4 separate regions of the Mus musculus genome follow, and all the other regions are linked to region 1. A link is a loop called in an ENCODE intact Hi-C map of the cell type or tissue named here. Cell type or tissue: left cerebral cortex. All regions are shown on one strand. Each heading gives the region's core, and the rest is flanking DNA. Links, peaks and the distances in the headings are about the cores only. Region 1 holds the start of Eml2 (echinoderm microtubule associated protein like 2). Region 2 holds the start of Ercc1 (excision repair cross-complementing rodent repair deficiency, complementation group 1). Region 3 holds the start of Gm51441 (a long non-coding RNA gene). Region 4 holds the start of Opa3 (optic atrophy 3).

Evidence for each region. Peaks named below come from ENCODE experiments on the same cell type or tissue, not always from the same donor. Only the 100,000 strongest peaks of a DNase experiment are listed, where the experiment ranks them.
Region 2: a loop joins it to region 1, with 4 times the contacts of the local background. A loop is called at or near these places in 9 of 42 quality-filtered maps.
Region 3: a loop joins it to region 1, with 3.0 times the contacts of the local background. A loop is called at or near these places in 18 of 42 quality-filtered maps.
Region 4: a loop joins it to region 1, with 2.0 times the contacts of the local background. A loop is called at or near these places in 11 of 42 quality-filtered maps.

Annotation. Positions count from the first base shown.
Region 1 is chr7:19,174,738-19,182,027 of GRCm38, reverse strand. Eml2 (echinoderm microtubule associated protein like 2) reads right to left here and starts at 5,607. Exons shown (of 22, transcript NM_001347582.1): 1 at 5,267-5,607; 2 at 2,583-2,801; 3 at 2,379-2,502; 4 at 2,173-2,277; 5 at 291-319. The coding sequence starts at 5,414. Mir330 (microRNA 330) reads right to left here and starts at 563; the gene lies at 466-563. In left cerebral cortex, for the core only: CTCF peaks have their summits at 2,711 and 3,432; DNase peaks (open chromatin) are centred at 3,793, 4,646, 4,999, 5,603 and 4 more places; H3K4me3 peaks cover 3,952 bases; H3K27ac peaks cover 3,491 bases.
Region 2 is chr7:19,338,092-19,345,381 of GRCm38, reverse strand. Ercc1 (excision repair cross-complementing rodent repair deficiency, complementation group 1) reads right to left here and starts at 311. Exons shown (of 10, transcript NM_007948.2): 1 at 186-311. In left cerebral cortex, for the core only: CTCF peaks have their summits at 1,737 (motif pointing right) and 2,542; DNase peaks (open chromatin) are centred at 2,560, 3,279, 3,765, 4,141 and 2 more places; H3K4me3 peaks cover 1,944 bases; H3K27ac peaks cover 2,222 bases.
Region 3 is chr7:19,292,077-19,299,366 of GRCm38, reverse strand. Rtn2 (reticulon 2 (Z-band associated protein)) reads right to left here. Exons shown (of 10, transcript NM_013648.6): 5 at 6,084-6,291; 6 at 5,626-5,764; 7 at 5,450-5,519; 8 at 4,902-4,948; 9 at 3,858-3,916; 10 at 3,203-3,651. The coding sequence ends at 3,573. It overlaps Gm51441 (a long non-coding RNA gene), which reads left to right and starts at 6,286. Exons shown (of 3, transcript XR_003946609.1): 1 at 6,286-6,568. It overlaps Gm26802 (a long non-coding RNA gene), which reads left to right. Exons shown (of 3, transcript XR_881870.1): 2 at 210-312; 3 at 680-1,107. In left cerebral cortex, for the core only: CTCF peaks have their summits at 2,135 (motif pointing right) and 3,331; a DNase peak (open chromatin) is centred at 3,367.
Region 4 is chr7:19,224,775-19,232,064 of GRCm38, reverse strand. It overlaps Opa3 (optic atrophy 3), which reads right to left and starts at 3,676. Exons shown (of 2, transcript NM_207525.3): 1 at 3,481-3,676. The coding sequence starts at 3,622. In left cerebral cortex, for the core only: CTCF peaks have their summits at 4,012 and 5,527 (motif pointing left); DNase peaks (open chromatin) are centred at 3,319, 3,948, 4,442 and 5,023; H3K4me3 peaks cover 2,910 bases; H3K27ac peaks cover 2,324 bases.

The sequences.
Region 1 (7,290 bases), core at 1,015-6,014:
ATAGAGATAGAATCTCTTTATATAGCCCAGGCTAGCCTTCCTTCAACTTCCAAAATGTCTCATGCTCCCAAATGCTGGGTTACTAGGTTAGACCAAACCTCCTTCCATCCATCCTTTCTTCCCTCCCCTTTCCTTCTCTCTTCTTTGCTTCTCTTCCTCCCTGTTCCCCTCCATCTTCCTTTCTGAACAGGTGCATAAACTGAAGGCAGACAACCAAAGGCCCAGAAGCCAGGACCCCAAGTCTTCAGCAGGCTACCATCATTGAACTCACGCCCATCCTCCACACTTACCCATGCTGAAGATAACTTCTTTGGTTTTCCTGTCAGGAAAAGATGCAGGGGAGAGAAAGAGGGGTAGGGGAGAAGAAGAAAATAAGTGTTTTAGCAAGCATATGAGATAGGACAAGGAATACTTCCCCTAACCCCGGGGCTCTGCAGGTCTGGAACGAATAATCAGGCGAGTAAGGAGCAGAGCGCTACCTCTCTGCAGGCCCTGTGCTTTGCTCGTTGGATCTTGAAGAGCCTAAGACACAGGCCCAGAGAGGCAGAGATCGCCAAAGGGTCACACAGCACGATGTGGCAGGCACGCGATCCTGGAAGACCGGAGTCACTAGGGACCCTCCCTCCTAGGCAACAGCAACAAAACGCTCCCCGGCGCTCCTTCCCTCCCTACCCAGCAACACCCCAAACTTCAAGCAGCCAGGAAGACGATGAAAAGTTCAGAGGAAGGGGCGTGTCTCCACCTTCTCTTCCTGAGGCGAGAAGGGCAGGAGGAGGGAGGAGGGGTGCTGAAAGAGGGTCTCACCCAATTCCAAAACTACTCATGGCGGCTGCTGGCGGAGCTTCGGGTCCGGGGTGGAGCCCGGACCGGCCCCGCCGCTTCCGGCCCTGGGAGTCGCCCGCGCCACCGCCCCTGCCCCGCCCCCCGCGGCTGACCCCTGCAGGCGTCAGGTGTCACTGAGTCCCATTGCCGGGACCAAGGAATCTAGACACAAGACTCTTTGTATAGGGTGAGGGGTAGATGACGGTTGATAGCACAGACTCAGAGGTGTGCTTGCCTGAGATCAGATCTCCCCAGTTCTGCCTCTTTTTCAAAGTATGAACAAGTTGCCCAACTTCTACCTCGGGTTCCTCATTTCAAAAACTGAATAGAATAGCTACACTTCCTAGCATGATTGTGAGGTTGATAGCTGCTAATGCGGGCAATCATCTGACTGAGAATGTGATTTTATTATTTCAGGAGACTTGGGTTTTGTCTTTAGACTTACTATAGCCTACTCTTAAGTCCTTGCTCCTTCTACGTCAGTATAGTTCCACCCTTACACATTGAGCCCTGCCTCTAGATACTTGACCACGTCCACCACTGCACACACCCACACCCTCTTTCTAACTTAGTACTGGACTAGCTCTGTCTTCTTGTCTGTGTTTGTCTCTGTCTCTTAAGACAGAGTCTCAAGTAGCTAGGTTGTCTTCAAACTGTAAACAGCCAAGGACGACCTTGAACCCGTGATCTTCTCTCCACTTACCAAGTCCTGGGATCAGAGCTGTGAACCCCCATGCACCGTATGTATGTATGTATGCATGTATGTATGTATGTATAAATCTGAGACAGGGTTTCACTGTAATCAAGGCTGGACTGAAACTTAAAGTGTAATCATGTAACCCAGTCTGGCTTCAAACTCCTGGCATCCTCTTGCCTCAGCCGCCGTTGTTACAGGCTTGAGCCATGGTCACTCCTGGCTTCCCTCTTAATAAACAATGTCACATCCACCTCTTTTCTTGGGTCGTATTAAGCAATCTGACTCTATCCAATTTCACTGGACAGGGTCCCAACGTTTTCCAAGCTATCCTGTAAGATCTGACACACACACCTAAGCCACGCCCAATCTTAAGCCACACCCACTATACCAAGCAACCTCTTTTGAAGTAGGGTTCTTGAAATGATAGGTCCCCGCCCTAGGTTCTGGTTCTACCAAGTTAATTCCAGTTACACCCCCAAATTCTGACCATAATCCTACCTCTGATTCTTACATTCCCTACAGAGACTCTTGACTGTTGTGTTCTGACTCCACCAGAGTCACTCTAGGATATAACCTCGTGGCCAGGGGTCTGGCTTTAATTCCCCATACATTCCCTTGCCTGTCTAGGGTTGGGGCCCCACCCGCGAACTTACCCTTCTTTTTTGGCGCTACAATTACTACTGGAAGATGTGGTACGGCTACGGGGGTCCTCGCGACGCACAGAGGCCAGGCGCTCAGGTGATAAGTAGCGACGGCTGCTGCAGAAAGACCAGAGTGATGAAGGCTATACCGCAACGGTATAGCCCTGTTCTTCAGCAAGGTCCGAGAGGAGCCTGGGGTCCCGCTTTTCTTGCCTTACCTACGGCCAGAGCTCGCCTCTTTCTTGGGGGAAGATGGGGAGGTGGCATAGCCGCCCACGCGTCGCGGGGGTCCGGAGCCATTGAGGGGCGTCCTGGTGGGAAGGCCTTTCAGGAGCTGACACACTGGAGCAATAGGGTTAGATATGAACATGAGGTCATGCCTTTGTGCATCGTCCTCATACCCTCCACCCCGACCAAAATACCCGAGGCGGTGGTGCCCAGACGCGGGGGCGCCCGGCCCTTAGGGGTGCTCCTCGCACGCAGCGCCGCGCCTTGCTCTTCGCATGCCCGCAGGCGACGCAGCGCGTCCGCCAGCGCCGCCTTTAGGACCGCCAGTTCATCTTCTTGCAGCTGCAGCCGCTGCTCCAGCGCCGACACGCGGTCGTCCACCTCCATGCCACTGGTGCCGGACAGATTATCATCTAGAAAGCCAAGGAGATGCGGGCTGCAGGGGACCAGGAGGTGGGGGGGGGGGGGGGGGGGAGGGACGGGACGGGACGGGACGGGACGGGAGGGGTGCGGGGGAGCGCTCCAAAGACCAGGAGAGTCTCTCTGGCTTTTCGGGGTCTGTCCGGGACCAGCCCCACTCTCTGCTTTTCCTGCAACCTGGGGCCGATGAGGATGCGCGGAGATGGGCCGAAGAGGAGGGTTCCGGCAAGGAGGAAGGAAATCCCCACCTCCTCTCTCTACCACAGTGTCCTGACCATGCGACCTTGGGGGAAGTCCCTCTTTTTCATACAGATTCCACCAATTCCGGGGCCTCGCTTTGGTTTTAAGATTCTGTGACTAAGATGTGAAATATCCTTTAAGTCGTATCAGCATTTTAAAGATGACATCAAGCTATTCCCAGTGACAACGTTCTAGAACGCTCTCCCAACGTCCTCTGATGAACGACAATATTCTGTCACGGGTACCAACATTCGCTCGCTGTATCCAAGACTTTTCAAGCTCAAAAGGTCCAGTCCTGTTCATCCCTTCCCCTCGTTCTCCTCTCCAACGGGTTCGCCCCGCCAAGAAGCCCTAAGGACAGAGCTTCTATGACCCCTGGCGGCCGACATGGGGATTACAGGACAGAGATGACACCCGATCGCTTTCCCCACAGGGAGTTTCTGTCCTCTGGTCCCACTTTATGTTGCCTCTATAGCCCCACCTCAGATTTAGCTCTTTTCCTTCTCTTCCGTCTATTGATTCAGTTTTAAATGACTCCCTCATCATTTTCCTTTCCCGTCCTTCCTCCCACGGGGGTGGGGGATTCTAAGTGGCCCTCCTCCACCTCCCTTCCAGACCACTCCTACCCAGACTCATTGCTGAGACAATCTAGGAGACCCTGGCTTCCAGCCCGTGTCAAGTAAAGATGGTAGCAGGAACAGCTAGCGGGCTCGGAGGTCTCACTTGCCATCCCGAGTCCTGTGTCCGTCACTAAGCCAGCCGCGCCTGCCCGCTGGACTCACGCACTGCAGCCTCCTGTTCCACCCCCTCCCTCTCCCTCCGTGATCCAATCGCCTGCCTTGTCCTGCCACCCCGTCCTCTACCCCCACCCACCCAGTGCTCCGCAGGTTCGGTGTCTGGACCTGCAGAAGGAGGGGGGAGGGGGGCTCTCGAGGTCGGAGGGAGAAGATTGCAGAGACTTGAGACCTCTATCGGGAAGTCCCAGGGTCCTGTGAAGAAGACGGTGTCAGGGAGTTTAGAGATAAGCCAAGGACTGCACAGCCAGTAGGGGGTAGGGGAGCCAGCAACCCACCTTATTTTGAGCCCTTTTCTACCTCCGGTAAATAATGTTACCGTTGGAAATACAAGAGCTAGGCCCCACACTTAACATGTTTCCCACATCATGATATGAGCTTAATAAATCCAAAATAAGATGAACCAATAAATATGGCAGCTATCCCACCCCCACCCTCTACTCTGATGGCTGTAGAGGCCTCATCAAGGACTGTCATCCAGAAGATCCCAGCCACTTGATTCGGACACAGCTTTTCTTTCAGGACCAGAACCCATACTTGGCCTAGCCTGAGACACCCTGTGGTCCTTAACCTTTAGAAGGTAGATGGGGGATTAAATAACATTCTAGTTCCTTTGCCAACTCTAGGGGTCCCTAGCAAAGTGTTTGTGTGCCCAAGGGAGTGACCTCCAAACTCTGAGATGATCCTTTGGCAAGGCCCCCTGATTGACATGGGGGCACATTGACCCTGAACGGTCGTCAGCTTTCATCTGAGGCCTTGCTTGGCCTGATGGTCCCACCCCATGACTCAAGCTCTTGGCTTCCTCCTGGACGTTTTCCTGGCCTAGAGACCAGTGTCCACTCTCCGCGTCTCTTTACCTCTCCACTCCTCCAGCCCAGCTCCCCTCGTACTAAAATGGCCCTACTGGCGCCATACACATTTGTCTAGGGGAGAAGAGGATTCTACCTGGGGTGGGGAGAGGGGGCAGAGGCAAAGCTGAAGACAGTGCAGTGTACAGAAAGTCTTCTGCTGTTTTACTATTCCCAAGCCCAGCCCTCAATTCAGCATTTCCCCCTGCTATGCCCAAAGACAGGGAAGGGTCCCGGGGAAGGGGCTGAGGAGGTAGGGGGCAGAAAGAGTTCCACATCGAGCTGACTCCCTACCCCAACCCCAGGTCTGCCCTCTCCCTCACAGGCTCCTCTACGATCTTTACCCTTCCCTCTGTCTGGACACCTTCGGAGCAGGTGTTTGTTGGGATAGGGGGAGCAGGATCGTGACTTTGGGGATAAAGGACCTTGTTTTGGGGTCAGAATCCTGTTGATGAGGAGAAAGGGAGAATCTCTCACAAGGGAGGAGATAAGGACTTGGAAGAAAAGGGTTGGGGCAGGAGGAGGTAGGTCCACCCTGGGCGGGGCCAGGGTCTGAACTAGGAAGGGGGCTCTCACCGTTGCAGTATTGCAGCAGAGAGGACGTGTCGTAGAGGCCGCAGAAGGCCGGGCCGCGCTCCGCCATTGCCCCACCACAGCCACCGCCGGCCCCCGCAGCCCCAGCTCGGGCCCGGTCCCCCCCCCAGGCCCTGCCTCCCGTTGCCATAGCAACGCCCTTCGTTCCAGCATCCCCAGCACGGCCCACCCAGCATCAGGCGGCCGGCTCTGAGCCTGGCACAGGGGTCATCCCCTAGGATGCCCTGTAAGGGTGTCGAGAGACTGCTCTGTCCGTTCCCCCAACCCCCGCAACAGTCTTCAGGTCAGGATTGGCTGCGTCGGGGTCCCCCTAGGTACTGTCTGGTCCCTCCCACAAACCTGAGTGTATTCTCTCTACACCCTCCTCTCCCGTTAGGAACCAATGAGAGTCTGTCGCGCAGGCTCCTCCGCCAATAAGGATGCGGACGGGTTTGAAGGGGCAGGGTCCTTCCTGCTTTTCATCCTGAAGCGTCGCCCCTCAGCTCTGGAAGGAGGATGGGGTGAAAGAAGACACTCCTATTCCCGAAAGCCTCCTCTAAATCTTTTATCTGATTTCCCATAAGTCCCCTCGCACGACCAGAACTTGACATTGAAACCTTAAATATGACAGGTTATTCTATAACCTGCGCCTGTATCCTAGCCGGATCCCCGCTCCTTGTTTATTAGAGCTAGACACGCCCCCAGGGCTCTTAGCTCCACCCCCTAAATCTAGAAACAACAAAAGTTCTAATCCCGCCCCTAGAGCAAATAGCCACACCCCCTTGAACATCTCAGGACTGGAACCTTGGACCAGACGCTCTAGTAGAGTTAGCCCCGCCCTCAGAATTTAGAGCCCGCCCTCAAGTCATTAGCCCCGCCCTAACCTTCCAATCCACTTCATCCACAGAAGCTATTAGCTCCTACAATCCTCCTCTCTCAGGAAGGCGTTATCCAGTCCGTATTTTGACAGAGACCCAGTTGTGAAACCCGGGACCAGCTGGCGGTGTCAGTCAGAGCAGGCTCGGAAACTGGGGAACTAGGAGGGAAGGAGGGGGTACAGAAACTGACAATGGATTTAAAGATGGGGCCGCCTTTCCCAAGTCATGACCCAGACCACGGGGTTCATTTTGCTTTGTTTTGTTGTCTTGTATTTTTGAGTGAAGACATTACTCTATAGTCCAGCCCAGCCCACACCCTACCCTGCGCCCGCTCTGCCATACCTGGGTTTTTTGTTGTTGTTTGAATCAGGGTCTTATATAGCCTAGGCCAGTTTTGAACTCCTTACCTTCATGCTCTGTCTCCATTTCCCAAAATCTGGAGTTACAGGCCAGTGACTCCATCCCTACCTATGTTAGTTTTTTTTTCTTCTTCTTCTTCTTCTTCTTCTTCTTCTTCTTCTTCTTCTTCTTCTTCTTCTTCTTCTTCTTCTTCTTCTTCTTCTTCTTCTTCTTCTTCTTCTCTTTTTCTCTTCTCTTCTCTTCTCTTCTCTTCTCTTCTCTTCTCTCTTTCTCTCTTCTTTTCTTTCTTCCTTCCTTTCTTTCTTTTTAAAGATTGGGTCTCACTATGTAACCTTGGCTGTCCTGGAACTTGATATATAGTCCAGACTAGTCTCCAACTCAGTAGAGCCTCCTGCCTCTGCCTCAGGACTGCTGGAGTTAAGTGTCACCACAGCCAGACCTCTGGCTCTGGGTTTTTGTTTGTTTGTTTTGTTTTGTTTTTTGATGTATTCCTCTCTGTTGTCCAGTCTAGCAAAAAACTAAGTAGCCCAAGTTGCCTCAGACTTGTGATCCTTCTGCCTCAGCCTTCCAAGTACTGGGAAAACATTAGCTTCACTCCTAGTCTACCTATGGTTTGTTTTGATATAGGTCTCATGTACCTGAGGCTGGCCTCCAACTCATTACATAGCTAAGAGAATGGTGTCTGATGAGTTTCTAATATTCCTGCTCCAAACCCTCTGGTACTGGGATTAATAGGCATATACCACAAGGCCCAATTTCAGAAAATATGCTTGTTCCTGATTTGTTCTT
Region 2 (7,290 bases), core at 274-5,273, 160 kb before region 1:
CAGAGGCAATTGGCCCCGCCCCCAGGGGCACACCTGGATGCTTTCGCCTCGCCCAGTCCCGGCCTAGTCTCAGCCTCCGCAATGATTGGCTTCTTCCGCTGCCAATCATCAATCCCCGGCCTCCATCCACCTCCACCCTGTCCCTCTCGGTCCTAGCTCTGCGTCTAAGCACTGCCAAAACTCACCTGGTCTTTCCCGATGCCTAGAAGGAAATACCACGGGGGGAAACAGAGGCGACACAACGCCAGCACAGCCAGCACAACTCCTGCTAGACTCACTTCCGGCCGCTCTGGCCCTTCGCTCGTCTCGCTGCTCCCCGGAGGAGTTAGAGCGGGGAACTCTATTCGCGCTGCTCTCTATGGTCCTGGAGGACCGCTGTGGTTTGGGGCGGATGGAAGCTTGTGCATCTTGGTACCTGGGAGACTTTGACTTCAAGTAGTTGTGTTCCAAGGCCCTCTTGAGCGCTTCCCAGACTCCAGATCCGGCTCAGTGATGATCAAAGGAGGTGGGGGAGGGAAAGGAGGAAAGGAGAGAGAGACAGAGACAAAGAGAGAGAGAGACAGAGAGAGAGAGAGAGAGAGAGAGAGGAGGGAGGTGAGATTTCAGAGGACGCCCTCCCTGTAAGCGTGGGTGGACTCAGCCCACAGACATTGACTCACTCATTCTAAGCCATTCCCCACTTGCATCCCAAGCAGGGACTGATACCGACAGCTGTGGCTTAAAGTCCAGTGGGACAGTCAGACAGGGACAACCCAGAGCGGGCAGGGTCGGGAAGGGAGAGCCCAGAGGACATTGAGCCCGTGTTAGGGGGCACCTGACCCAGCTGGGGTGTGAGGACGGGCTTCCTGAAGGAAGGGACACCTGTGTTCCGAGACCTGGGCCCCATGAATGACTTAGTATGACTCATTTCCTGGAAGGACAGTTTCACCCCGTTCCAACTTGTAGTTCTGTGATTGCTAAGGAAATAGTTTAATGGTCTTATATATTTTTTGTTCTTGCTCATTTCCTTTGCCTATTCCTTTTAACAAAGATTGGCTCATATCCTTTGCCCATTTTTTCGAAATGAGCAATTCAACGGTTTTTTAAATTAAAAAGGGGGAGGAAAAGGAGATGAGCATCTTTTGATTACCGCCCATTTGTTGGAGTGATGCTTAAGGGCTGATGCTGTTAGTCACTTCATTAGGCTGCAAATCTTTCCTTCGAGTTCATACTTTTAAAAATTCTCCATTTAAAATTTTGCATGCATTTACCAACGTATTCTCCATTTTCTTTTGGTCTTCGTGTATTGAGAGAGGGCACGCCCAAAGGTCATCATATGTAATCCCTCTATATCTTTTTTAATGTTTTCCTAGTTGTGAGGTGTGTGTGTGTGTGTGTGTGTGTGTGTGTGTGTACAAGCACATGCCTACGCTGTGAATTCTAGGCAGAGACACTACTATTGAGCCATGGCCCCAGGCCTTTGGAAGTGTGATACAAAACAGAACTATTAATAGTAGCCAGGCGAAATGGCTCACACATTTAATCCCAACACACGAGGCAGAGACAGGCGGATCTCGGTGAGTTCGAGGACAGCATGACCTACAGAGTGATTTCCAGGTCAGCCAGAGCTACAAAATAAGATCCTGACTCAAAACTAGTTAATTTATCAAATTTAATAGTAAGTAACCGTTGATCCTAGGAAGGAAAGGGGTTGAGCTGCCAAGGAATCAGAGTGCCGTGCATAAGCCTTGCCATTAGAGGGCGCGCCTGAACCGTGTGTTCTGTGAAGGAAGCGCTGACAGAGGCAAGTTCCCACTGAATGCCTTAGTTTCTCTACCTGGAATCATTTGCTGAGGTTAAAAGGGTGCAGTAAGACCGCAGTGAGTGGTGGCAACCACCAGCACGCATGTAAACCCAGCACCGAGAACGCTGAGGCAGGAGGACTGGAGCAAGTTCCAAACTAGCTTATGTCCTACTTAGTGACTTCCAGCCCAGCCTGTGCCACAAAGCAAGACCCTGAACAAAACAAACAAAAAAACCAAAACCTCTGGATGTATTGGTGTCAACCCTAACACTGGAGAAGCAGAAGCAGGCGATCTATGTGAGTTCAAGGGCAGCCTGATCTATACAGTGACTTCCATATCAGCCAGGGATACATAGGAAGACTCTCCCACTACCCCCTCCCCCATGAAAAAAGAACCAGGGACTGGAGAAATGGCTCAGAAGTTAAGAACACTGACTACTCTTGCTGAGGACTAGATTCACAGCATTCACAACCATCTGTGACTCCAGTTGCAGGGGATCTGACGCCCTTTTCAGACCTCCTAAGGTACCAAGTACACAGAACACTCATACACATAAAACAAAACAGAATTACATGCCATTTAAAAAATAAAATACAAGGACGCGTGTCTCTGAATCTCTGAAATGTCAGAGAGCGAGCGTGTGTGAGATACCAAGCTAAGTAGAATCCTAACTCCGTGTGTGAGATGTGTTTCTCCCACAGGGCAAAGGTATCCCAAGTCTTGAACCTGCAACTCTCGTCTCTACCGCCAGGGGTCGCCTGCGCCCCGCTATTATAGGATTCTCGGGTGGGTTGGGAAGGACCACGCGGGATGCTCAGGACCCAGCGGGAAGGCGGCGAGCATCCCTACCGCAGCCAACCTGCGTCCCGACCGCCCACGGCTGTGACTTTGAGTCGTTTGCATTAGTCAAGGGCGGGAAAAGTTCCTCCTAGTTCTTCAGCATCCCCAAGTTTGCTTTCTGTGTTCAATTTCTGCACTGAGCCTTGCATATCCAGATCGAGGTCCTCCCACTCGGGGGCTTTGAGTTCAAATGATCCCACTTTGAGTTCAAATGATCTCTCTTAGCATCCCGGTCAAGCTTTCCTCCTGGGTTTCTTCCTCCTGTATCAAGTACGGTTCTGTTCCCCTCTGCACTCCAGAAGGGATGGAGAACTGGGGGCTTGGACTAAAAAGGAGCTGGACAGCTGGAGACCCTCAAAGGTTCCGCCTGCGGCGGCGAGGGTGGGGGACCACAGTGACCAGGCCGGCGTCCCCACCCGCCTCTAAACTTAGCCGCGGTGACGGCGATCGCGGCGGGCCGGGGACACAGGGGGCCCGAGCAGAGAGGGGGGCTGGCTCGCCTCGGCTGTGAGAGCTTCTATTTATAGTGCCCGGAGCCCGAAATAGCGTGGAGCAGAGCGGCCTGGATGACGCGGGAGCCGCCCGGGGCTGACTCACCCGGCCCGGAGTGGAGGCCCCCGGATGGGGGGACAGTGGAGCGCACCGGACCCGACCCCCGCGCCTTCACGGACACCTCTTCTACTACTGCACCTCAATGTGTCCACTGGGACAATGTGTCCGTGGATGAATAGATACACAGCAAAAGATGTTTGTAGCAGAGGCACTGCAGTTGGATTAAGGGAAGAACTTCCACCAAAGAAATTGGACCAGGTAGGAACACGTGCTTCTCACTAGGAGGAGTACTGAAATGTTTTAGGCATGGCGGCGCAGACTCATTGACCACAGACAGCCATCGTTCCATAACGTGTCTTCTGTACTGCCCCACCCCCACCCCCAACCCCTGGAATGTTCCTCCTGCCTGGAGTGCTTATCCCTGCCTCCAAAGACTTGAGAACTCATACGCTTACTTTAGAGCGCTGTCCCTCTGACCTAGTGGCCTGGGATAAATGAGCGGTGTCCAGGGCAACACGAGACAGAGCTAAAGATAAATTTAATCTAGCCGATTAGCATGGATTGAAAAGTGATGGCAAGAAGGAAAAATGGATCCAACAGCAGCTTGCTTTCTGTCCCTGCAGCAGGTGCCATGTGCAGGTGTGGCCCGGGAGCCTCGTTTTAACCCCGGGAGGGGCGCACTGCAAACCATGGTTAGTGTTGCACTGTGTCGCCTACACCTGGGCCACCTGGTCCTCAGGTCATGGGGGTCCTAGCATTGGGGCCTTAGGGAGTCCGGGAGAGGTGTGATTACCAAAGTACAACCCAAGGCGCCCTCAGCCCCGCCCCCCTTAAGGACACAATCACGTGTAGACACTAAGCAGACTTTATTGTGCTTCTTTGCTGAGTTTATGGAGCCTGCAGGGAATCACAGCAGACCAGACACAGACAAAAACGTGAGAGAGAAGGGTGATGGCTCATTGAAGCCCAAGGATGGTGTCTTGCAAAGACTTAACAAGTCTAAACTGGATGTGGAGGCAGGGACTCAGATGCGAGCCCTCCCCAGGGTCTGAGGCCAGAGGACGAAAGGGTACAGGCCAACTTGGGCTACTCAACAAGACCCTGTCTTCATAAAGTCAAATAATGGCCTTAGAATAACTCTGTTGGCAGAGCATTTGCCTCGTCGACAACGTCATGGATTCAATCCCCATCACTGCATAAACTGGCCATGCAGAAAAGGCTGCATGAAACAGTCTGCCTCAAAAAAAAAAAAAAAGCAAAGTATGGAGTCAAATAGGTAAATAGTACTGTACTTTTTTTTTACAACTGATTTCTTTTTACATTTATTTATGAGGGGACATGTGCACAGCACTCACATGCAGTACAAAGAACAATGTTCTTATGAGTGTTTTTCTCCCTCCTTCCTTCCACGACACGGGACCTGGAGGTTGAACCCAGGCTACCCATCATGCTTGGTGTCAAATATCAAGTGTCTTTACCCACTGAGCCATCCTGCTGGCCTGGTGACTTTTATTTTATTTCATTTTGTTATGTTTTGTTTTTTTGAGACAGGGTTTCTCTGTGTAGCCCTGGCTGTCCTGGAACTTGCTCAGTAGACCAGGCTAGCCTCAAACTCACAGAAATCTGCTTGCCTCTGCTTCCCAAGTGCTGGGATTAAAAGTGTATGATACCACTGCCTGGCACCTGGTGACTTCTTTGTATTTAATTTTAATTAATTAAAATTAATTAATCTACAGCATGCTAAAAACAGCAAAAACAGTGACACTTCTGACTGAGTTCTGAGGCATGTGGACTTTTAGTAAACTGTACATGAAATTTATTACTTTAATGAATTGTTGCATGTCTCTTGAATTTATCCTTTTTTTCTTTCGTATGTATGTATGTATACATATGTATGTATTTGAGACAGAGTCTCTCTATGTAGTCCAAGCTAGCCTGGAACTCCCTATGTAACCCAGGTTAGCCTTGAGCTTACAGAGATCTGCCTGCCTCTGCTTCCCAAGTGCTAGGATTAAAGGTGAACACCACCATATCTTTTTATTATTTATTATTATTATTATTATTACTCTCTTATTTATAAGTTTGTGTGTGTGGTGTGTGTGGGGGTGTGTGTGTGAATGCAAATAACAAAGGATGGAGGTCAGAGAGCAAGTTTATGAAATCAGTTCTCCTCTTTCATCTTTACTTGGGTTGCCTGGTTTGGACGGCAAACATCTGCCAGCGAACCATTTTTCCAGCCCAACTCCTCCCCACCTATGTCACCCTCTCTGCCTCTCTGCCTGTCTCTTTGTCTCTCTCCTTCTCCCCTCCTCTGTCCCTCTCTTTTCTCCCTCTGTTTCTCTCTCCTCTCCTCTTACCACCCCCCCACCCCCCCCACCCCCCCGCCCAGTGTCTAACATAAACCAGACTAACCTCAAACTCTATGTAGCTGGAGACAACGTTCAATTCCCAATCTGCTGCCTCTCCTCTCCAGTACTGGGATGACAAATTCAGCCACATCTGGTTATGCCTCGCTGGAGGCAGGAAGTTTCACCCATGCTAGGTTAGCACTGCGTCCACTGAGCCTCATGCCCAGCCTGGGACTTCTGATTCTGTAGATGAATAAACTGGGACTCGGGAGGAAGGGGGCTTTACGTCATAGCCGGGCAGCTCCAGGGCTGGCATCAGAACCAGAGCAATCTTCCAGACTGTGGCCTCCTGTCACTCAGAACGTCAGGCCACTGTCTCTGATGTCCTGTCTCAGATGGAGGACATTCTACAGATGTGGCTGTTTTATTGTTTTATTATACTAACTGTTATTTTTTACAACTGATTTTTTTTACATTTATTTATGAGGGGACATGTGCACAGCACTCACATGCAGTACAAAGAACAATGTTCTTATGAGTGTTTTTCTCTCTCCTTCCTTCCAAGACACGGGACCTGGAGGTTGAACCCAGGCTACCCATCATGCTTGGTGTCAAATATCAAGTGTCTTTACCCACTGAGCCATCCTGCTGGCCTGGTGACTTTTATTTTATTTCATTTTGTTATGTTTTGTTTTTTTGAGACAGGGTTTCTCTGTGTAGCCCTGGCTGTCCTGGAACTTGCTCAGTAGACCAGGCTAGCCTCAAACTCACAGAAATCTGCTTGCCTCTGCTTCCCAAGTGCTGGGATTAAACGTGTATGATACCACTGCCCGGCACCTGGTGACTTCTTTGTATTTAATTTTAATTCATTCATTCATTCATTCATTCATTCGGGACAGGGTCTCTTGTAGGCCAGGCTGGCCTTGACTCTTGATCCTCCTGCCTCACAGCCTCAAGTGCTGGGATGACTGGTGTAGGATGACGTCACGTCTGGCTGTGTTCTGTTTTATTTTGCAACAGGACCTTGCCATAGAGGCCCGGCTGGCCCAGGAAGAAACCAAACCCTCCCCCAAATACCAGCAATACTCCTTCATCAGCTTCCCAAGTGGTGAGGTCATAAGTGGGAGCCACCATCCTTGGCTAAAGGGTTGGGTTTCCTTGACAATTTTACTGTGTTAGAGAGAGTGGGGCATGGGCATGCCTTGGCACACCGTGGAGGGAGGCAGCTCTCGCCCATATTTACACGGGTTCCAGGATCTGTCTCAGGTTCTCAGGCTTTCCTGGCTCGCACCTTTACCCTTTTCCCTGCTGAGTTATCTCCTAGCCAGAATTTGAGGTTTTAAATTGCTTTGCTTTCTCCCCTCCCCGCCCCCAAAACAGGGTCTTGCCCTGTAGCCCAGGTTGGGCAGGAACAGGTAACAGGCATCTCTCAAGCTCTGGAGAACTAGGTAGAGTGTTTTCTTCATAAACTGTAGACAAATGTAACTCTGCTGAGAATGTTACAGAAACCAGCAAAGCAGAGAGCCTGGGAGGTGTGGCTCAGTGGGAAGGCCTCTGCTTAGAGTCCCCACCCTCACCCCTCCCCTGCCCTCCCCTGTTGGTTCCTCCAAAAAAGCTCCTGTTGCAAAATAAAACAGAACACAGCCAGACGTGATGTCATCCTACACCAGTCATCCCAGCACTTGAGGCTGTGAGACAGGAGGACCAAGAGTCAAGGCCAGCCTGGCCTACAAGAGACCCTGTCCGGAATGAATGAATGAATGAAT
Region 3 (7,290 bases), core at 1,291-6,290, 120 kb before region 1:
TGTGTGTGTGTGTGTGTGTGTGTGTGTGTGTGTCCTGAGTCAGGGTGCTGAGATAGGCCAGTGGCTTTAGTGTTCCTGGACCCATTACTCACCAGAATTCTCCCCTCACCTGATTCTTTGATGTGAACACAATGTCTTGGGAAAGATGTCTTAGAAAGCATCTTTAGAAAACGTTATTTTTTAAAAAACAACAACATTTTTTCATGTAGGTGCGTGTGCAAGGACAACTTGCAGAGTTGGCTCCGTCCTTCTACCATGTCCATTGGAGGAATCACCTTTACCCTCTAGGCCACCTTGCCATTCTCCGTGCAGGTATGTGACATACTGTGATTGTGACCTATGACCTTTCCCTTGCTAAGCAAGTGCCTCATGGAGGGGGCAGTGGCAATAGCAGCAACAGTGAACTAAATTTTAAAAGTAGAACTCGGCTGGAGATACAAATATTGCAGTTTTGAAGTTGGGATGGGTTGTCTAATAACTTAATAACATAACCCAGAAGAGAGGCCCCTTGGTCTTGCAAACTTTATATGCCTCAGTACAGGGGAACGCCAGAGCCAAGAAGTGGGAGTGGGTTGGTAGGGGAGCAGGGGGGGGAGGGTATAGGGGACTTTCGGGATAGCATTTGAAATGTAAATGAAGAAAATATCTAATAAAAATTTGAAAAAAAAATGTTACCCAGGTTGGCCTGGATCTCACTACCTCAACCAGACTGGCATGTGACTCTGCTGAGATCTGCCTACTTCTGCCTCCTGGGTGCAGAGGACAATTTTTGGAAGTTAGTTCTCTTCTTCCATCTTGTGTATTCCAGGGATTGAACTCGGGTCATCAGGCTTGGCTGCAAGTGACTTACTTAGGTGTCTCCCAGACCCTCTCGGTTTGATTAGTTAGATGCTGCACTTCATGCCTGACTTTCACACTATGTAGATAGAGCAATGTCTATAACATCTCCTACAATGATATATATATCAAGAACCAAGTGATCGGCTGGTGAGATGGCTCAGTGGGTAAGAGCACAGACTGGTCCTGAGTTCAAATCCCAGCAATCACATAGTGGCTTCCATTCCCTTTTATGGATTGTCTGAAGACTGCTACAGTGTACTTACATATAATAAATAAATAAATCTTAAAAAAAAAAAAGCCCCAGTCGGGCATGGTGGCGCACACCTTTAATCCCAGCACTTGGGCGGCAGAGGCAGGCGGATTTCTGAGTTCGACACCAGCCTGGTCTACAAAGTGAGTTCCACGACAGCCAGAGCTACACAGAGAAACCCTGTCTCTAAAAACAAAACAAAACAAAAAATCAAAATACAAAAAGAGAGAGGGGGAAGTGAGGGCGCAATAATCTTAACATTTCTGTGGTTGTCTTTGCTGTAGTCTATTCTGATAAACAATGCTGGCTTGCTTCCAAGGTAGGAAGTAACATTTCTTTATAGAAGGTATTTGCTCTGTTTTATTTTTCTCTGTTTTATTTATGGTGCTGAGGATGGAACCCAGGGCCCTTGGCAAGCTAGGCTAGCTGTTTACCACTGAGCCATACTCCAGCCTTGCACTGGGGGATTCTAGGCAAGGGTTCTACCACTGAGCCACACTCCCCACCTCCATCCTTCTCTGGAAGATTCTAGGCAGTTCCATACCTAGCCTTTGATCTTTTAAGACGGTCTTACTAGAGCTCAGTTTGACTTTGAACTATGTAGCTGGCCTGGAACTCAGGCCTGGAGCTCAGTGCTTGGATTACAGACATGTGCCACCAAGTCTGGCTGCCCATTAGGCATTTCTGTGGCAGGCGTTGATGGCTATTAAACCCAAGCCTTGTATATACTAGGCAAGTACCCATCCACTGAACTACAGCCCTAGCATGGACCTCACAGGGAATGGCTGACATCTGGGAAACACTATCACAGAGTATAATAATAAAACCGTAGATGCTTTTCAGATTGAGCATTTCTGCTGGGTCACACTTGGAAAACCTTCTTATTGTTATCATGAGTATGTGTGCATACATGTGGAGGTGAGAGGATGACGTCATAGAGACAGCTCTGTCTCCCATTCTTTATTGCCAATATTATTTTATGTTTTGTCTGCGTGTATGTTTGTATACCAAAGTGCATGCAGTGCCTGTAGAGACCAAAAGGGGGCATCCCTGAGACTGGAGTTAGAAGTGGCTGTGAACCACTCACTCTGTGGGTGCTGGGAATCAAACCCCGGTTCTCTGGCAGAGCAACTGGTGCTCTTAACCACCGAATCAACTTCTCCAGCCCTGCATTGCTTTAATCTTTTGGTCGATTCCCCCAATCCAACTCATACCGCCAAGTCTGAGTAGCAAGTGCCTTTATCTGGGAGACTCACTGATCTTATTTTTTTTTCCTTTCTTTTTCTTTCTTTTTTTCTTTTTTTTTTTGAGTCAGGTATGATTATTTAGATGGCCTCGAACTCACAGAGATCCACCTCCCTCTGTTATGCCAGGCTTTTAAAAAACAACATTTATTTTTGAATGCATATATAGGGCTGTGCAAACACAGCCTGAAGGAGTCGTTTCTGATTGCTCACAACGTGGTTCCAGGGATGGACCGCGGGTGACCAGCTTGAAGGTAGGTGCTTTCACCAGCCCCAAGAATTTATTTTTTAACTTTATTTTTTTAATTAAATGATTAAATGACACATGTTCATTGTGGGTAGTGCAGGTATGCGATGGAGCACATGTAGAGGTGACATTACTGCAGGCGGTCTCTCTACCATGGGGATTCAACTCAGACCACTGCTTCCTTTACCAGATCATCATTCTTGCATCCCCCAATCATTTCTTTTTGTTGATGGTTTTGTTTGTTTGTTTTAGTTTTGGGGGGTTTTTAAAGTTTTTTTCGAGACAGGGTTTCTCTGTATAGCCCAGGCTGTCCTGGAACTCACTTTGTAGACCAGGCTGGCCTCGAACACAGAAATCCACCTGCCTCTGCCTCCGGAGTGCTGGGATTAAAGGCGTGCGCCACCGGCTTGATGGTTGTTTTGAGACAGGGGCTTTCTACATAGCCCTGGCTGTCCTGAAACTCACTGTGCAGATTCACCTGCCTCTGACTCTTGAATGCTGGGATTTAAGGATAACATTATCGCTAGAGGTTCTTTTTGTTTTGTTTAATGTTTTTGTTTGTTTGTTTTAATTCTTTTCCGTGTAGGAAGATGTACGTGGAGGGACTTTAAAACACAGAATGCAGTGAATTTTCCACAGGACTCTTTATTACAGTGTAAATCCAAGCTCAAGGCTCGCCTGGGCCCCATGCAAAGCCCCAGCATAGGGGTTGGTGGCTTCAGAGGCACCAACCCCTCACGGCGCCTCCAGCGGTGGGTCACGGAAGTGCAGGGCAGCGTCCTGACTATTCAACTACAAGTCCCAGCAGGCTCCGCGGCCTTTTCCTGGACTCTTAGAGCAGAGCCTCTTAGGAAATGTAGTCCGGGTCGCTCAGGCACTTCCCACTGGGAAATGGCTCGGCCGAGTGGGAGAGGGTGTGGATGCACGGGAAATGGAAGGGAAGAGGGCTGCTGGGGTATAGGCAGGCGTCCATCGGGCAAAGACACCCCTCTCATTCGGCTTTGGCTTTGGATCCGGAGACTGATGCTGTTGGGGCAAGGGTTCCGGTCCCCGGGATCTTAGCTCGGATCCTGAGGGAGCAAAATTAGGGGCCATGAGGTGTGACTTGAGATGGAGGAGGTGCAGAAGATAGCACCTGCCCTCCACCTGATGACCTGCTTTGAGATAGGAAGTGGGGAGCTGGGGGCGGGGCGGGGGGGGGGGGGAGACAAAAGAAAACCCACAAGCAAATATCCCAGGCTCCACTCTCCTCCCTGTCATCTTCTCATGTACTTACTTAGCTTTGATGTGGCTCAACTGATTGGTCACCAACCCCACATACTGGTCAATCTGGGCCTGGGGAGACCAAAGAGACAAAGAGGGTTCTGGGTAATTGATGTAGGATGCTTGAAGGCAGCATCCCACATTGAAAGAGGTCCTGGCACTCCAGTTTCAACTGTGAGAACCATAACCGACTTTCTCTCTCTCTCTCTCTCTCTCTCTCTCTCTCTCTCTTTCAAGACAGGGTTTCTCTGTGTAGCTCTGGCTGTCCTGGAACTCACTCTGTAGACCAGGCTGGCCCCGAACTCAGAAATCCACTTCCTCTGCCTCCCAAGTGCTGGGATTAAAGGCGTGTACTACCACTGCCTGGCATAACCGGCCTTTCTGCCTTATTTGTTTCGAAACGGAGTCTCATGTAGCCTGAGGTGGCCTCAAACATGCAATGTAGCTGCAGCTGGAATTACGTATGTTCACCACCACAACCTGTTTTATGCACTGCTAAGAGATTAAACCTGGGCCTTCGTGCTAGGTAAGGACTCTATTAACAGAGCTACAACCTCTGCCTGGTTTTTAGTTTTTCAGACAGGGCTTTGCGACATAGCCCTAACTGGCCTTGAACATGCAATGATCCTCCTGCCCCGGCCTCCTGGGTCCTCAGATTGTTGATGCTACACCCACATATCTCAGACCTGAGGGTTGGCAGCTTGGGCCATGCTCTGATTTGGGAGTGACATATTAACAGTAGTTTAATACGAATTTGAATCCACCTTACTTTTTTGGTGGCACTGACATTGAACTCATGGCCTTCCACAGGCTTTTACGTGAGAAATGTTTTACCTCCCTTCCTTGAGCCATGAGCGAGCCCCTCACTGGTGGAGTCTATGCAGCTGGTCTGAAACTCATACCATCTTCCTGCCCCACTCTCCGAGTGCTGAGTGTCTACAGAGCTCCTGACTCTGCCTGGGACATGATGTCTGTGGGACCTTGGCTATAGAAGGGAGGCAGTCACACCACCCATTTTTGGCTTCCATGTCGGCAATGGAGAGCTTGCCATACTCACCTGATGTTGTCTGTACAGAAGGGGGACGGTAAACAAAGCAACCACTCCTACAGATGCAGAGAGAGAGATGGGGGATGGGGGTGTCAGGTTCTCCTGGCAAAGGGTCAGCTCCGTTGAGGGCTTTTCCACTCCCGACCAAATTCCCAAAATAACGACTCTGAGACTCAATATTTCATGAACAAATGCTTGGGCTAGCTTGGGCTTGTTCCCTGACAAGCCCCTATCTCATTTAACCCGTTTATTCTATTCTATGAATGCCACATGGCTGGTTACCTCGTCTCAGTTTCATGAGACCCTCTCATCAGCACTAGGGCAAACCCTGATTCTATTACTCTCTTCCTGCAGGAGCTCGGGCCCCCTATTTCCTCCCTAAGCTAATAGCCCAACAGCTTTTGATTGACAGGTGATGCTTCCACACAGTGCACACGAAGATTCTCTTTACCCTCCATGTGGAGCCATATTCCACCCCCCCAACCCCCCACCCCTCCCAACCTCCCGTTCACCCTCCACCCCGCCCCCCTCCCGTGGCCTCCGCCTTCCCAGCTCACCTAGGATGACAAGAGTCAAGCCGTTGAAGATGGCTCCCACAAAGGTCAAGATGTAGAAGAGAAGAGCCAGCTGTGGGGTAAGGCTCGATGTCAGAAAGACATACAGGTTGTTGCCCCACCCCCCACCACGGGCACAGAGGAGAGAGTTGAGAGTCCCGGAGCAGTTTTGGGGGTACCTTGAGAGAATCCACCAGGTCTTCCACTAGGAAGAAATGCCGTAGCTGTGTGGCTGTGGAGACCACGTGGGAGGCGATCTGCTGGGACAAACGTTCTGTCTGCTCCCGAGTCAGGGTCAGGTCCATGTCCAGGTAGGCCCTGATGGGATAAAGGGGTGTGGTGTGGTTCTCTGTGTGGGCGGGGCTCGAACTTGGGTAAGTAGCTTTCTAAGAACAGGACATTTGGTAGAAAACCATTGTTAGGGCTGAAGATTTTTGTAGAGAGGGCTGAGGTCAAGTTTAAGATTAGGAAAGAGAATCAAGAATTATCAAGGATAAAGGGAGAGGTCAGGATTTACAGGGGAGCAGGGTTCATGGTCAGAATGAAAATGGATGAGAGAGGGCAATGCGTGAGCTGAGGTCAAGGGTCACAATGGACGGTCCGTCGGCGGGGGCTGGGCAGGGCCAAGCATTCTCACTGGAAAGGGTTGGTGCCGTCGCCCCGGTGCACGGCCTGCAGCACTTTGCGGTAAACCCTGAGAGAGATGGTGGCGCAGAGACCCAACAGGGCCAGGTGCGCAGCCACGGACACGATGCTAAAGTGCAGGAGGCAGAGGAGAGAGGCCATGAGGCCCGTGAAGACCGCTCCCGACGTCCTGGTGTCCTTCCAGTACAACAGGTCTGCCACTGTGGAAAAGAAGACAATGTTGGGACCCGACCTGACCAAGCTCACTCCCTTTCTGTTTGTTTTTTAGAGATAAGGTCTCACTATGAAGCTAAGGCTGACTTCAAACTATGAAACCCTGGCTGGTCTTGAACTCCTGATTATTCTAATTCATCCTTTCTTTTTCTTAGACTGAGTTAAGTTTGACCGGCTTCAAACTCAAGACAAATACTCCTGCCTCTACCCTTTAGTGCTTCAAGGAGGTGCTAAGGATCAAATTTAGGGCTTCATGCATGCTAGGTAAAACCCAACTGAGCTACTTCCCTGACCAGTCTTATCTATCTGTTTGTCTGTCTGACTGTGTATGTATGTATGTATGTATGTATGTATGTATGTATGTATGTATGTATGTATCTATCTATCTATCTATCTATCTATCATGAGTTACATCCCTGACCAGTCGTATCTATCTGTCTGTCTGTCAGTCTGTCCATTTACCCACCCATCCATCTATCCACCCATCCATCCATCCACCCACCCACCCACCCATCTGTCTGTCTGTCTATAATCTTTTATTATATATTATATTATATTATATTATATTATATATTATGATTATATTATGAGCTACATGCCTGACAAGTTTTATTTATTGGAGATATGGTCCCACTATGTAGTCCTGGCTGTCCTGGAACTTTCTATGCAGAACAGGCTGGCCTTGAACTCACAGAGATTCACTTGCCCTTGTCACTGGAGTGTTGAAATTAAAGCTCTGTGACACCATGCCTGGCTTTGGGGCTATATAATACTCTATTGTGGCTGCGACATTCTTCATTTTATTCAGCTCTGAACTCAATGTAGGGAGTATTCTCCTGTTCTGTACCCCCTCTTCTGTAATATCTCACGTCTGCACCCCCTGAAACACACTCCCAAGTCGGAATATCATCACTTGGGTGAGCCTATTCCCTATTGTTTAACAGGTGTAAATTTTGTCAGATCGATCACAAGGAAAACTAACAATT
Region 4 (7,290 bases), core at 1,084-6,083, 50 kb before region 1:
GTAAGCTGTCTCCTTGAGGCATCCACCCTCAGGCAATGATTACCAAAGATCTATTAAAATGTAACTCCCCAGGCCCCACCCTGCCTTAAGGAACTACTGCAGTTAACAGTTGCTGGAGGAAGGGAGACTTATTCTTCACTGATAGCTCATGCAATGGTCAGGCTACCATAACCCCTTGCCAATGCACAGCCAACCAACTCAACGGACTTAGAAATAATAATAATGCGCCATCTTGTTCTTTGTTTTTGGAGACAAGGTTTATCTGTGTAGCCCTGGCTGTCCTGGAACATTCTCTGTAGATCAGGCTGACCTCAAACTCAGAAATCTGCCTGCCTCTGCTTCCTGAGTGCTGGGATTAAAGGCACCTGCACCACCACTACCTAGCCATAAGGCACTATCTTTAATTTCAGAACTCCAGAGGCAGGGAGGTCTCTCTGAGTTCAGCATGGTCCACACAGCCAGCTGTAGACTAGCCAGGGCAACCCTGTCTCAAGGAAAGAAAGAGTCATGAAATAAAGAGGGCTGGCTGGAAAGAGGAGGGATCAGTAGAGTGGGCAAGGAAGGCTCACAGGGGAACACAAAACAGTGAAGTTGTTGAAGCCATACAGTAAGATGTATAGATTTCCATGCCTGTACACCTGCATGTGGCAGTGAGAGACGGGGATCAAAAGCCTGAGGTCATCCTCTAGTACATGGCAAGTGTGAGGCCCGCTGGGCTACGTGAGAGCCAGTCACAAAAAGTTAGTAAATTATGCCTTGAGGCTGAGCTGTGATTCAGTGGTAAGGTTCTTACCCAGTGCACACAAGACCCTGTGTTCCATCTTCAAGGCCACACACACACTCACACACACTCATCATACACACTCACACTTACACTCACCATACACACATGCAAAGCACATGCACACTCAGGCATAGGATCAGAACCTTCTAATGAGCCCTGCCCCTCAGGCAAAAAGCCCAGGTGTTTCCAGTGGTCAGGCCCGGTCCTCACGTGAGCGCTCTCCGAATTGCCTTGGTCTCCTCCATTCCATGTGCAGAGGCAGGGCGACCTTTGAAGAACCCCTGCTTACAGAGCTCCTTTCACCTCATTTCTTTTCTTCCACAAAAGTTGTTGCCACCTAACAGGCTTTTATTTTTTGGTTTTGAAACTGAGGCTTATGTTACAGTCCAGGCTGGCCTCAAACTCAAGGTACTCCTCCTGCCTCCGAGTCCCAAGTGCTGGAATGTGTCCCCATGCCTGGCTAGACTTCCTACTTTATATTTTAGGCATTGATTCTGGTTGTGGCCTATCTTCGACGATAGGAATCCCTGAGGCCTGGATTTCTTTACATCTTCATATTCCTCACAGTAAGACAGCATTTCAGGCTGCATAAATGCACAGAGGACATCCATACAGTGGGAGAGCAAGGCCACTGCAGCCACTAAGGACTAGGTGCCCTACAGGCTGGGAGAATACAGACTGGACCACAGTAGGCAGGCACTAACTGCTCCTGTCTCTCCATAGCCTCTGTACAGAACTGGAAACAGAGGCTCAGGTGGGTTATGTTCCCCTGCCCAAAGTCATCATTGAAGGGGCAGGGTAAAGCCGTTCCCTAAACCACAAAGCTAAGACTAGTCCCAGGACTTGGAAGAAAAGCAGGAAGCTGAACAGGCCAGGAGGTCCAGAGTCCACAGCTAGGCTCTGGCACAAGCCTCTACCATGATGAACTGACTGTAATGGAGTGTGATCTTGGAGAGTGACCAAATTCCTGCCTGCGATGGCTTACTTTTTTCTTCTATAAATTTAAGTTGTCATCCCTGGTTTGTGTCCTGCAGATCTTGGAACTCACTTTATAAGTAAAGATACTTCATAACTTGCACTGACTCTCCTGCCTCTGCCTTCCAAGTGCTGAGATTGACAAACATATGGGACCAGTTTGTTTGTTTGTTTTGTTTTGTAGCCAGGGTTTCTCTGTGTAACAGCCCTAGCTGTCCTATAACTCACTCTGTGGATCAGGCTGGCCTTGAACTCAGAGATCTGAGATCTACCTGCCTCTGCTTCCCAAGTGCTGGGATTAAAGGCGTACACCACCATGACAGGCTGGTTTGTCTGTTTAGTTATTTATTTATCTTTGGTTTTGAGACAAGGTCTCATGTAGCCCAGACTGAACTCAATCAGGTATCTTAAGGTAGCTGACCTGTTCCTATTGTCTCAACCTCCCAAACACTGGGATGTGAGTCTATACCATCATTTCTTGCTTCAAAATCCCAAAATTTCCACTGCAAGACCTTTGGCCCAGGCAGAAGCTCCACCAAAACCCAAAATGACCAAGAATCTTATTAAACACACATGTGGAGGAGAAAAGTCAAGGGTCCCCTTAGTGCCTATGTTCCACCCTTGGAGCCAACAATGTCCCTCAGTGGTCTGGTGAGATTCTCCTCACCCTTCAGTCTCAGTTGGAATATTCCCTCTACCCGGAAGTGCTCTTTGTACTCTATGTCAGGTCAGGTACCTAGTGGGCTCTGCCATCCCATCTAGATTGTCACTGTATGAGTCTTGGTTCGACAGACTGGTACTGGCGTAGATAGACCCTGTTGTTTTATAAGCAGGGTCAGCTCAAAACAAACACTCATCATATCATTTATAAGCTACATGGGGCGTTGGACAAACATGAACGGTAGTTCTCGGTAAATTACAAAGACTTCCCCCTCGTCTCTGCTTTACAGAGATCAGTCTTTTCTAGGAGCACACATCTGGTGCGTTTGCGAAGCAAGTGAGGTCTTTGCTCAGGAGACTCCCTTGGCTCACCCGGCTGCTCTAAACTCGAGTCTGCCTACAGTTCCTGACATAATGCGGACATATTAGGACCGTATCTTTCCCAGTGTCGGGCTAAGAAGCCTGCACGGTGCGGCTACCGAACGAAAAGGATCGGTGTGAGGAAACTCATAAATAAACGGAAGGACGCCCATTCTGGGTTCATCCTTTTGCCAGGTCGCAAGATTCCAACACTATCACGACCCTAACTCAGTGTAAAACTAACGCACAAGCTCTGTGCTCTAAACCCAGGGTGATACGCAAATCACCCACAGGGCCGAAGGGAAACTGAGGGACAAACTGGGGTTTCTGTAGTCAAGTGTCTCTCTTAAGGATGGCTCCGAAGCGGATCGCTAAGGGGACTTCTTCTCGGTCCCGCCCCTAACTTCTGACAATAAGCTCCACCCTGGTGTTTCTCACACCTCATCCTATTGGCTGGTGTAGACGTCAACCGCCAGAAGCCCTCTTCTCTATTGGCTTGCATTCCAAACTCGCGCGGTGACGCCCCTGACTGCTCTCCCTTCTTCCCTATTGGGTCAGTGACACGCCCCTCTAGCAGAAGCCATCCTCATTGGCTATAGCGTTTTGCCGGTTCGCGCCGGGATTGGTCAAGCACAGACGCCGTTCCCCTGAACTAGAAAGATCGGGAATGGAAGGGCTAGAGGCCTTGGGGTGAGACTCACGCTGGGCTGGCGGTAGGCAGATGTAGGTCTTGAAGAACTCGCTGCGGCGGGCAGCATCCTTGATACGGTTGGCCAGCGGCTTGCTAACCTGCCGGATGCCCAAGTAGAACAGCTTCGCCATGGGGAACGCGCCCACCACCATCTCGGCGGCCGCCCTGGGGCACGCGCAACCTTGCTGACTGGGCGGGGCGCCGCCGACCTCGCCGTTCCTCCCCCACCCGCCCGTGGGCCGTGCGTGCTTGCGTAAGGAAGGACTTGCCTACGTGCCTACGTAGGAGCGTGCGTTTGCACGCTCGCGGCGGAGGTGGTGGGGAGGGTGTTTGTCTGCTGGGGGGGGGGCGGGCGCTCGTGACGTCGCCGCGTCGACGCCTCGACGTCCGTACGTTGGGTATGCAAATGTGCGGCGGAAGTGAAGCGTCAGAGGGCGGTGCCGTTAAACGGCCGCTCGTGGGAGCGTGGCCGGAGCCCTAGTCCCGACGTACTGACGTCACCGCGTCTTGCGTGATGTCACGTACTGAGTCGATTTCCCTGCCCATAGGAGGCGCCTGGTGAGTCCCAATTAAGTCTAAAGAGTCGGGGTGCGCCTTCCCGGCGGTTAGTGCCCTCGCCGGGGAGGGGAGCGAGTCAGCGCGTAGTCATACAGACCTGCCGCTTTACTCACTCTCTGAAGTTGGAGGAGTGACTCAACCCTTCAGGAAATCGGTTCGTTCTTTTTTTGTTGTTGTTTTTTTTCCCCTAATTGTTTTTAAAAGCCGGTCTCGTGTAACCCAGCCTGGCTCCGAACTCAATGTGTAGCCTACGCTGTCCTTGGAACTCCTGATCCTCCTGTGTCTGTGCCGCAGTGCGGTGCTGGGATCACAGCCCTGCGCTACACGGCCCAGCATTGATGTCAGCATCCCCGTGAGCAAAATGTCACACATAACAGTACCTGTCTTGTGTTTTCTGTGTTGTGAGGCTTGTGTCTCTGAACCCCAAGGCATTTCCCATCTTAGGAGGGGGGCTCCACCACTGAGCAAAAGACTCCAGCTCCTCCCAGGGGGGAGGGGGTTAGGCGGTGACTCTATCGCTGCGCCATGCTCACTGAGTGGCTCTACTAGTCAGCTTTGTGTGTGAATCCTGAATGTAAAACACAGGAAGTAACTACATGTAGAGCATGTCCCGCAAAGCCCAAATGTGCACTACAGCTAATCCATCCTTTTCCCAAGTAACCGAGTGAAAGACTGAGGGTCCCATAAGAACGGGGTGACACGGGGCTTCTCAGCCACCACATTGCCTAATATCACTGGTTCTCAAGCAGCCTGACTTCCTCCTTTGGAGGGTAAGGGTCCCCAGGGAGCTGGCTCAGGAAGGAACTTTAAGGACATGTCCCAGACTGTCCTCCCTTACCCAGCAGGGAGCAAAATCATATAAACAAAGTCAAGACTTAGTTGAGAGAAATTCCTGGATGGTGGCGTGAGGATGGGTAGTTGGGGACGGGAAGGGACCGGAAGGCAAAGGAGCAGAGGGGTCGTGGCTATCAAGAGAAAAAACTGGTGACACATAGCCAAGGGACCCCGGACTTTCCCATCAGTGCCTTTGGTCAAGTCCTCGCATCAGGGGACCCGTGCTTCATTTATATTGGTGGCAGCTGGGCCTGGTGTCACACAGCTGTCATGGAAGCACTCAGGAAGCTGAAGCAGGAGGATGGAATGTTCTAGGTCAGCCTGGACTACATAATGAATTCAAGGTCAGCCTGGGCAACTTAGTGAGTCCTGACTCAAAATAAAATGTACAAAAATAAAATAAGATGTCCATCAAAGAGGCAAAGTGTAGCTGTGTTTGGTAAAAGCTCCTGCCTAGCTTTTATAAGACCCTGGGTTCGATGTCCACTACTGGGAAGAAATCAGGAGGGCTGGAGAGATGGCTTAGTGGTTAAGAGCACTGACTGCTCTTCTGAAGGTCCTGAGTTCAAATCCCAGCAACCACATGGTGGCTCACAACCACCCATAATGAGATCTGATGCCCCCTTCTGGTGTGTCTGAAGACAGCTACAGTGTACTTACATGTAATAATAAATAAATCTTTAAAAAAAAATCAGGAAGAGCATATGTGACCTTGACATCTAAATTATTAAGAATGTCCGGATTTTTTTAAAGATTTGTTTGTTTGTTTATTTATTTATTTATTTATTTAATGTGTGAATACATTGTCACTGTCTTCAGACACACCAGAAGAGGTCAATAGATCCCATTACAGATGGTTGTGAGCCACTATGTGGTTGCTGGGAATTGAACTCAGGACCTCTGGAAGAGCAGCTAGTGCTCTGACCGACTGAGCGATCTCTCCAGCCCTGAATGTCCCGAGTGTTGAGAACCACTTTTGCAGGAGTCCTTCTGAAGACGTGTGTCTGGTGAGCTCCATGGTTTCTTTGGACAGCACCTTCCCCTTCACTGTTCATTTTTAGTTATGTGCATATGTGTGTACCTGTGTGTGGGGTATGTGCACATGAGTACTGCCCACAGAGGACAGAAGAGGACGCTGGAGCCCCTAGACCTGGAATCACAGGTATTTGTGAGCCACCTGACATAGTGCTGGGAACAGAACTCAGGTCCTCTGGGAGAGCAGTCCATCTCTTAACCACGGAGCCATGTCTTCAGAGTCGCCACTTCCCATTCTACAGACATCCCAACTGAGGCTCAAGCTTCCACAGGACTCAGGGTGGAGATAACACTTCTTGAGTCGAAGTCCAGGGTCATCTTCTAACCCTGGTGGCCAAAGGACCTCCTAGGGAGTCTAGGATCTCTGGGAAGGCTTTAGGAAACCTCTAAACTGGTATGTAAATCTTCCTTTCTGATTGTGTCCTTAGTTCTCAGAACAGCTTCCAGCACACAGTAGGTGTTCAATACATTTTGTTTGTCTTGCTTTGTTGCAAAGACAGAATCTTGTTATACAACCCAGTTTAGCCTCAAACTTATGGTCCTCTTGCACTGGTCTTGAGGGTTCTGGGGCCTGCACCACCATGCAGAGATGCCTCCATCTCAATCTCCTTCCCAAATCAGTGCTTTCTGAAGCCCCTCCACTCCACTCACCTTTCCTACCCACAAACCTGCTTCTTTACTAAGTGCTTTTGCAGCCCCCAGTCCTCTTCACGCCTTCTCCTCAGTTCTCTGAGAAGGGTTCCATGGGACTTTTCAGATGAGAGAGAGAGAGAGACACTCTGTGTGTGTGTGTGTATGTGTGTGTGTGTGTGTGTGTTTGTGTGAGAGAGAGAGAGAGAGAGAGATTTTCCCATCTCAGCGGCCTGTTTCTACACCATAGAGACATCTGCCATTTCTTGACTCCAGGGGTGGAGCAGGCTAGCCAGAGCCAGGCACTTCCTCTCCCTCCTATTTGGTGAAAGGAGCCACCGAAGCATCTGGATCACCCATTAAGACACAAAGAGGAAGGGATATCATTAGCTACATCAGGCAGGCAGCCCTGGCCACCCTGGGCGTGGGAATAGACAGATAGGGGAGGAACAGGGAGGCCCCACCCAGCACTGTAAGACCTTCCACCCTTTGCCCTGCAGCCTCTTCAGTGACTATCCTGGACCAGGGCGTGGGCTGGTTCCCAGAGGCCCTTTCCACCCAGGCCCCTTGGGCACCCTTTTCCCAGAATGGGCTCAAGTTACACAATCCCTCAGGCTCTGTGTTTCTTCTACTGTCTTCCTTCAACATAAGTCCTAAAAACTGGTCCCTTCTCAAAAAACAAAAAACAAAAAAACCCAAACTGGTCCCACTGGCATGGTGGCGTGCCTTTAATCCCAGTACTCAAGAGGCAGAAGAAAAGGGG